Regions from separate parts of the Homo sapiens genome. Here all the other regions are linked to region 2. A link is a contact called in ENCODE Hi-C data. All regions are on one chromosome and are shown on one strand. Each heading gives the region's core, a stretch centred on a gene start or an enhancer-like site at or near the end of the contact. The rest is flanking DNA. Distances are from core to core; before and after follow the strand shown.

Region 1 (2,700 bases), core at 201-2,700, 580 kb after region 2:
AGAAGCCAAAATTGACAAATGGGGTCTAATTAAACTAAAGAGCTTCTGCACAGCAAAAGAAACTACCATCAGAGTGAACAGGCAACCTACAGAATGGGAGAAAATTTTTGCAATCTACCCATCTGAAAAAGGTCTAATATCCAATCCAGAATCTACAAAGAACTTAAACAAATTTACAAGAAAAAATCAAACAACCCCATCAAAAAGTGGGTGAAGTATATGAAAAGACACTTCTCAAAAGAAGACATTTATGCAGCCAACAGACACATGAAAAAATGCTCATCGTCACTGGCCATCAGAGAAATGCAAATCAAAACCACAATGAGATACCATCTCACACCAGTTAGAATGGCGATCATTAAAAAGTCAGGAAACAACAGATGCTGGAGAGGATGTGAAGAAATAGGAATGCTTTTACACTGTTGGTGGGACTGTAAACTAGTTCAACCATTGTGGAAGTCAGTGTGGCGATTCCTCAAGGATCTAGAACTAGAAATACCATTTGACCCAGCAATCCCATTACTGGGCATATACCCAGAGGATTATAAATCCTGCTGCTATAAAGACACATGCACACGTATGTTTATTGCGGCACTATTCACAATAGCAAAGACTTGGAACCAACCCAAATGTCCATCAGGGATGGACTGGATTAAGAAAATGTGGCACATATACACCATGGAATATTATGCAGCCATAAAAAATGATGAGTTCATGTCCTTTGTAGGGACATGGATGAAGCTGGAAACCATCATTCTGAGCAAACTATTGCAAGGACAGAAAACCAAACACCGCATGTTCTCACTCATAGGTGGGAATTGAACAATGAGAACACTTGGACACGGGGTGGGGAACATCACACACTGGGGCCTGTAGTGGGGTGGGGAGAGGGAGGAGGGATAGCACTAGGAGATACACCTAATGTAAATGGTGAGTTAACGGGTGCAGCACACCAACATGGCACATGTATACATATGTAACAAACCCGCACGTTGTGCACATGTAACCTAGAACTTAAAGTATAATTTTAAAAAATCTAATAATTAAAATTAAAATTAAAATTTGCAACTTGTCCAGAGATTAGGAATTAAAACCCAAACTTAAGTATCTTAAAATTTCTATCTAATACAATGGAACCAATCTTTAAGATACTCTCATTTATTAAATTTCTCCATCTGTGTTTGTATGATACTGCTTGTGTGTCTAGAATTTTTACTTCTGCCCAAAGAAATTTTGCTTATTGTTGCTAAGTTTTTAGAACACCGTCCCTTGATGGGGAAAAATAAATCTATAGGGATTTAACTAGAAGTCCTACTTCAGAGATTACTTTTCAAGATGTGTAGAAAGAAGAGGGCCAAGGAAAACCTCACTGACCTTTTCCCCCAGCAATGAAAATGTTCAAGTTTCTTAAAATAAAAAGCAAGCACCTGAGTGTTATTTATAATTTCAAACGTTCAGTTTCAGTTTCTAATCCACCAAGTCCTCCACCTCCAAAGCTCACAGTGACTTTCCTAAGCAGCTTCATTTCACACGGTTCCCTGTTGTCTGCTTTCTTTTATGGGTCTGTAAACTCTAGAAGATTCAGTTATGCAAAGGAGGTTACAAATGCTGTCTTTAAAGGAGGGGAGAAGCAGAAAGGTAAGTGGAAAAAGCCAAATGAGCCACCAGGGCTGCTTCCTGAGAAAGCTGACCTCCCTCTTGTCTTCATTGGAGGGTAAGTCCTCAGTTGACACTGTCAATAGGTCTTTGGAAACTGCAACTTTAAGCGGAACGACATAGGACAGATCAATTTTACTGAAGGCTAACTGATACAAACAAGAGTTAAGTTCCCTTGGCACGTTTCTGATCACAAAAACATTAAACTTCTAAATAAAGATCAAAACACTTCTAATTTTAAACCTTAAACTAAATGTGAGCTAAGGTACATTTAAGAAAGAATAGGCCCAGCATGGTGGCTCATGTCTGTAATCTTAGCACTTTGGGAGGCCGAAGCATGATGATCGCTGGAGGCCAGGAGTTCAAGACCAGCCTGGGCAACATAGGAAGACCTCATGTCTACAAAAATAAAAAATAGCCACGTGGCAACATGTGCCTGGACTACGTGAGTTATATCTTATGACTTTCAAGTAATTCTTTGAGAGCAAGGCATGAAGGAATTGGAATCAAGAGGAATTGGCAGAATTGGGGGAAGGGTTTGAAAAGGAATTTGGGACAGGACTAAGGCTACCTTTATTAAATGTCTGTTATCTTGTTCATTGTGGAATTTTTTAAATATCAATTTTGATTGGATTACGATGCTATATTTTTTAATTACTGAGTTTTGTTTGTTTGTTTGTTTTTGTTTTTGGCAAGCCCTTAAATTTTGTTTGCATTTAATACAAGGCCTGGAAACCAGAGAAGATGACCAATTTCAAAACCAGAGAAGCAACCCTAATATGAAGTTCCAAATGGTGTGGCAGGAAGGTAGCAAGACACCTGGGGCAGATAACAACGGTTTGAGCACCTGCTCTGTGGCAAGCTGCCTGAAGGGACTTGACACACACTTGCAGACAGTTCTCAGAAAAGTTCAATAAATTGCCCAAGGCCAAAGAGCTAGTAAGTTGTGAGCTTGGATTTGAAGCTGATTTTTCTCTTCATTGCAAAGCCCTGGGCAACAGTCTTTTTGCCATGAATCGGGAATAAACAGGAGAGAGCATGGAG
Region 2 (2,700 bases), core at 79-2,578:
GATTGAAATAGCATTAATAAAAGCCTGACCTTATGGAAAGACACAAACATGCATAAACCCAGTTATCTCTAACTTTGCAGCGGTCATGACACCATTGTCTTTCATGACTGACTTTTTTTTTTTTTAACCCAGGATCTTACTCTATCCCCCAGGCTGGAGTGCAGTGGTATGATCATATCTCACTGCAGCCTCGAACTCCTTGGCTCAAGTGATCCTCCCACCACAGCCTCCCAAGAAACCAGGACTACAGGCCTGCGCCACCACACCCAGAGACCTTGACATTTTTAAGCAGTACAGGCAACTGGGCACAATGGCTCATGCCTATGATTCCAGCATTTTGGGAAGCCTAGGAGGGAGGATTGCTTGAGCCCAGGAGTTCAAGACCAGCCTGGGCAACATGGTGAGACCCTGTCTCTGCAATAAAAGCATTTAAAAAGTTGCCGGGTGTGGTAGCACACATCTGTGGTCTCAGCAACTCAAGAGGCTGAGGCAGAAGGATAGCTTGAGCCTGGGAGGTTGAGGCTGCAGTGAGCCACAATCACTCCACTGCACTCCAGCCTGGCTGACAGAAAGAGACCCTATCTCTTAAATAAATAGTTCACTCCAATTATTTCTGTAGAATGCCTCCTAATTTGGATGTGTCTGAGGTTTCCTCATATTAGATTACACAGCCATTTCTCATGTAAGTAAATATATATGTAATGACATTCAAGACCTCGAGATATTTTGGTAATAGAAAGGGGGATCATATTTGTCATGGTCGCAGCAGGAAACAGATGGCCCACTCAAAGGATTTAACTGAAACTGTTCTAATGAAGAGACTCTTCACAGGTGTGGACAGAGTCAAAGAAGCAGCAAGAGATTGAGGAAACCCACACAGGATGGTAATACAACAGGGATCAGCACCAGCAGGAAGTTTTACCAGCCTTAAACTGAGAGAATAGTTACAGCTGGAGCTAAGGAAGAGGGGCCACCAGGCAGCAGCTGAAGCCACAGAGGAACATGAGTTGGGACAGGGTCAGGGTTATAAATACCCCAATTTCCTTATTACTCTCCAACCTTACACCAGTGCCTCCCATGAGTCAAAACAAACCAGAAGCAAGAGGAGAAGGAAGCCAAGATAATATAATCCACAGAAGTCAGCTCTCCAGGGCACATTACAGGACAGAAAGGATGGAGAACAGAACCTGAGCAGAGGGACAAATAGAGAACAACCAGCATGACAGCACATTCTAGTGACTGAGGATATGAAACAAGATGTCAACTTGGATTCATCTCATGGTACAGAATTTCCGCTAATGGGCAGGGCTGAAGACAGAGTCACTAAACACTCCATGTTTTTATGTGCACAAAGCAGCCAACACTGAGGCCACCCACCTCCCACAGCCCTTACAAGAGGAAACAAAAATGCAGAAGCAGTCCTACCACCCACCACCACATGACCCTCTTTTAGTCTATGTAAAAAGAGAACTAAGAGGGGAGGAGATCACCAGCCTTAGAATAGCAATTCACAGCAAGAGTCTATTCCCTCTGGTTCCCATGGAGGATTGGGAAAGGATTGCTTCCCTTTCCCCAAAACAAGGTAGGCAATCTCCACTGATGCTCCAAGAGAATCACTTGTAAAGATTTGGGGTGACCGCAAGAATAAAAGACTGGCATTGTATCCCTATATGATGTCTGCTTATCCAGATGACCTGATGATCTGCTCCATGCTACCTACATAGCAAAGAGCAGAGAGAGACGACAAGCAGGAATAGGGGAGGTGCCAGGTGGAAAGAAAGTCAGAATTGCCTCGAGTTCTTGATTTCTGAGAGACATGGAAGATGGGATCCCGCATGTCTGCCAGCTCTGGAGGTGGGTAGTTTCAGCAAGCGGTTGAGACTGAAAGAACCCTTCTTAGAACTACCATAGCTGGGTGTGGCAGAGGAAAAAGATGTGCCCCATCAAAGAATGAGACTGGATATCATCCTTGGCTGGAAGAGATGTCTAAATATGACAAAGGGATACCTATGCCCACCACCGCTGATGGAAACAAGCCTCTCTTAGATGGGGCATATTGATACTTTCACCATCCTCATTGAGCTCACAAAGGCTGGAATAGCAGATACAGTCACCAAGAAAAAGCTGTAAGCAAGCTCCCTTCCCCCACTCCCACATGGACCCAAGTAGCTAGAGCCACACATAGCTCTGCCCTCACTGAGGCTGGGGGGAGACCCTCTCCAAATTGCACTTACGACTGAAGTTTCAAAATAAATACAATGTGAAATACCAAAAATAATACCACTTTAATAGTAACTGAAAGTAACAGGAAAGCTATAGAAAAGGGCTAAGTTTCATTAAGGAACCTACTCACCACCCAACAAAAAAGGGAAACTTAAAATATCACATATGGGAGAAAGTCATTTTTAAGAAATGAAATCATTTCATATTTATGTTCCAATGAATTGTTCTCAATAATTTTCTTCATATTTTAAAAGTTAAATATATGCAAGTAAAAAGAATTGGAAGGCCACATATCAACTGTTAACAGTAATTTCATATACAAAGGGAAGAGATTATGGAAAGTAGCAAGGATTGAAGGTAAAGTTTTCCATCTTATTCTGTCTTCTTTGGCATTTGAAACTTATAAGCATGAATTGTGCATTGCTTATGGAATTATTCTAAGGATAAAACAAAGGGTTTTCTTGTACTTTATCAAGC
Region 3 (2,700 bases), core at 11-2,510, 690 kb after region 2:
TGAGTCAATATCCACCTTTAGTTCTGCTCACTCAACTATCTGTCCTAGGTGTGGGTTTTCTTCTGCCCAGAGGAAGGCAGGTCAAAGGTGCCATCTGCTCCCCAAGAAGTGGGGGCATAGGTCTGCATCAGCCTGGAGGGGGTGCCTGTTTCCAACTCACAAGGGTCCCACATAGGCTAGCTATGGCATCTTGCATCCATCCCTTCTTCTTTTGAAGCTGAAACACAATTTTCTTTCGTGGAGTCAGGCCCTACCCAATCTCAGTCCTGTGGTTTGATGGAGCAGACCCCACTCTCATCTTCAGGAATGGACCACTGACCCAAGCCTGTAGCCATTTTAAGGATGGGCACCTGACTTAGTGAGAATAACTACAGAATTATTGCTGGAACTGTTGATACCAAGCCAATCCTTTTCTTGGAGTTGCTAATCTCGGGAGAGGTGGAGGGAGCAGAAAAGAAGATAGCATTGCAAGAAGCCTCGGAATCAGTTGAGTCTGACCAGATTCGTCTTCTTATGGTTAGTTATACGAACCAATTCTCTGTTTTACTCAGGCTGGGTTAGGTTGACTCTCCCTGGCAACCAAGAGAATTCTCACCAATACAATGAGAAAGCGGAAGTTTCACCTTAAATGAAAGCTCCTCTAGCATCCTCTAGCAGATTTGTCAAGAGATCGTTCCAAATCTGAACCCATCCTAAAAAGGCATCCCTGTCCCCCCGGGCTTGTTGGAAAGACAGGATTGTGAAGGGCCTGTCCCACAGGCATGTAAATTACGTTGAGGTTTATTTGCCTACACTTGCAATATCTATTCTTTCACTTCTGGTGGTTCTAGAAGATGCTGGAGCACTTATCCCTCAGGTCACTAACAACACTGTCAAGAAAAGACCCACATTTTAAATTCCATTTAGTCCATTTCTGCAGAGCTGGGTAACCAAATGAGACAGCCATGGAAAATATATGACTTCCATTATTATGACGTGGAAAACAGAGCTGTCTAATTGCTTTTGTCCACTGGTGTATAAAGATTGAGACCAGATGTGTTTAAAAAAAAAAAAAGGAAAAGAAAGAAAGAAAAAAAAGGGCTTGAGTTGGCCGTTGCTTTGAACAAAGCAGTCTGATTTCCTCTCTTTCTCTCTCTCTCTCTCTCTGGGAAAGACGACATGAAAGTGTTTTAACTGCTTGTAATTTTTCATAGCCTCGTTGATTTTGCTTTTCACAGAAGATGAAATTGTGAAATTGGCCTTGAAAACTTTATTTTCGCTTTCCTCAATTCAAAGGGACAATTGTGGAAGGAAAGAACTGAGCTGCTTGCCAGACCCAGCGCACTCCTTTTTCTCTGGACAGCTGCTGCTTTGCAGAGGGTCGTGGGAGGAGGTGAGTCCTAACGCAGATCAGACCCTCCTTCCCTCAGCCAGCCGCTGGGGAGTAGAGTCTTCGCATGTAAATCCACAGGAATGGATGAGATGATGATCGGCTTTAAATAGAACCACCCAGGGCCCAGCTTCTGTGTTTCATTTTCCAGAAGAGCCCCTAAATCTGCTTCAACATTTTTTTAACCTCTCCAGTTATTTTTAGCACACGCAGCCAACAGAGCTCAGCAGGCCCGTGGAGGCGCTAACATGTCCCCCAGTTCATCTCCTTCTGCAAAGGTGCATTTGAAGCATGAAAAATAAAAAATAAAAAATACGTGCGGACCCAAAGAGGTGATGATTTAGAAGCCAGGTTACATGGCCCTGCTGCTCTGTATCAAGCGAGTGCTGCCCACTGGAAATACAATTCTTTTAAAGATTATATCATTATTTTCAAAATTAATTTTTGAGGCCGGGCGCGGTGGCTCACGCCTGTAATCCCAGCACTTTGGGGGACCGAGGCGGGCGGATCACGAGGTCAGGAGATGGAGACCATCCTGGCTAACACGGTGAAACCCCGTCTCTACTAAAAACACAAAAATTAGCCGGGCATGGTGGCAGGCGCCTGTAGTCCCAGCTACTGGGGAGGCTGAGGCAGGAGATTGGCATGAACCCGGGAGGCGGAGCTTGCAGTGAGCCGAGATCGCGCACTGCACTCCAGCCTGGGCGACAGAGCGAGACTCCATCAAAATAATAATAATAATAATAATAATTATTATTATTATTATTATTATTATTGTCTGAAGACTAATAAGAGTATGCATGGTAGATTGGGAAAAGAGGAGGCTCCCACAGCAGCAATTTCCTGAGGGTCGCAGTAACCATGGATCACGGTGTTGAGCCAAACCTGGGAAATGGGAAGGAACGGAAGCAGGATTCCTCCAGAAAACCTCATAGGGCTTCTGCAGCCCCGCTCCCAGTGGCCAGCAGAGTCACTTTCTCATTTACTGGAGAAGTTGGTAATTTACTGCTCCCTATGCAGGGGTTTCCCTCCCATTCCAGGGTCTGAAGCTATGTAGTTGCATCTCAGAATATTTACAGGGATCTCATAGTTCCACAGGGGTCTTTGCTATTCTCTGCTAGAGCCCCCCATAGTTCATCTCTAATTGGGGCAAAATAAATACTTTTAATTAATTTCCCTCACATTTTTATAGGCAACAAATCCTCAGTGATACCATAGAGAAGAAAAGATTGTGCAAAAGAATGTAAGATGCTAAATGCTTCTGCTGGAATGGGTAAGTTTCCCCAGCACTTACTCCACACATCCATTTCCCTGTACTTATGTGTATTATC

What was found. Hi-C counts contacts between places; a loop is a spot of excess contacts on that map. Pooled maps may share reads with other maps.
Region 1: a pooled map shows a loop between it and region 2 (4-fold over the local background). The contact joins two enhancer-like sites. A Hi-C loop is called at or near these places in 3 of 37 single-sample maps with no recorded cell type and 3 of 50 pooled maps.
Region 3: a loop to region 2 is called in a map with no recorded cell type, with 3 times the contacts of the local background. The contact joins two enhancer-like sites. A Hi-C loop is called at or near these places in 4 of 37 single-sample maps with no recorded cell type and 4 of 50 pooled maps.

The regions. Positions count from the first base shown.
Region 1 is chr3:23,652,286-23,654,985 of GRCh38, forward strand. It overlaps LOC105376993 (a long non-coding RNA gene), which reads left to right. Exons shown (of 3, transcript XR_940651.3): 3 at 2,383-2,699. Among named protein-coding and RNA genes, the nearest start is that of UBE2E1, 150 kb to the right of the region's middle. RefSeq lists a silencer at 2,460-2,643. Within about 2 kb of position 1,451, at least 3 of the 41 ENCODE cell types and tissues checked have a DNase peak (open chromatin) inside an H3K27ac peak, as active enhancers do.
Region 2 is chr3:23,070,588-23,073,287 of GRCh38, forward strand. No RefSeq gene overlaps it. Among named protein-coding and RNA genes, the nearest start is that of UBE2E2-DT, 130 kb to the right of the region's middle. RefSeq lists enhancers at 694-743, 754-823. Within about 2 kb of position 1,329, at least 2 of the 41 ENCODE cell types and tissues checked have a DNase peak (open chromatin) inside an H3K27ac peak, as active enhancers do.
Region 3 is chr3:23,761,876-23,764,575 of GRCh38, forward strand. No RefSeq gene overlaps it. Among named protein-coding and RNA genes, the nearest start is that of UBE2E1, 43 kb to the right of the region's middle. RefSeq lists a silencer at 1,391-1,440. Within about 2 kb of position 1,261, at least 11 of the 41 ENCODE cell types and tissues checked have a DNase peak (open chromatin) inside an H3K27ac peak, as active enhancers do.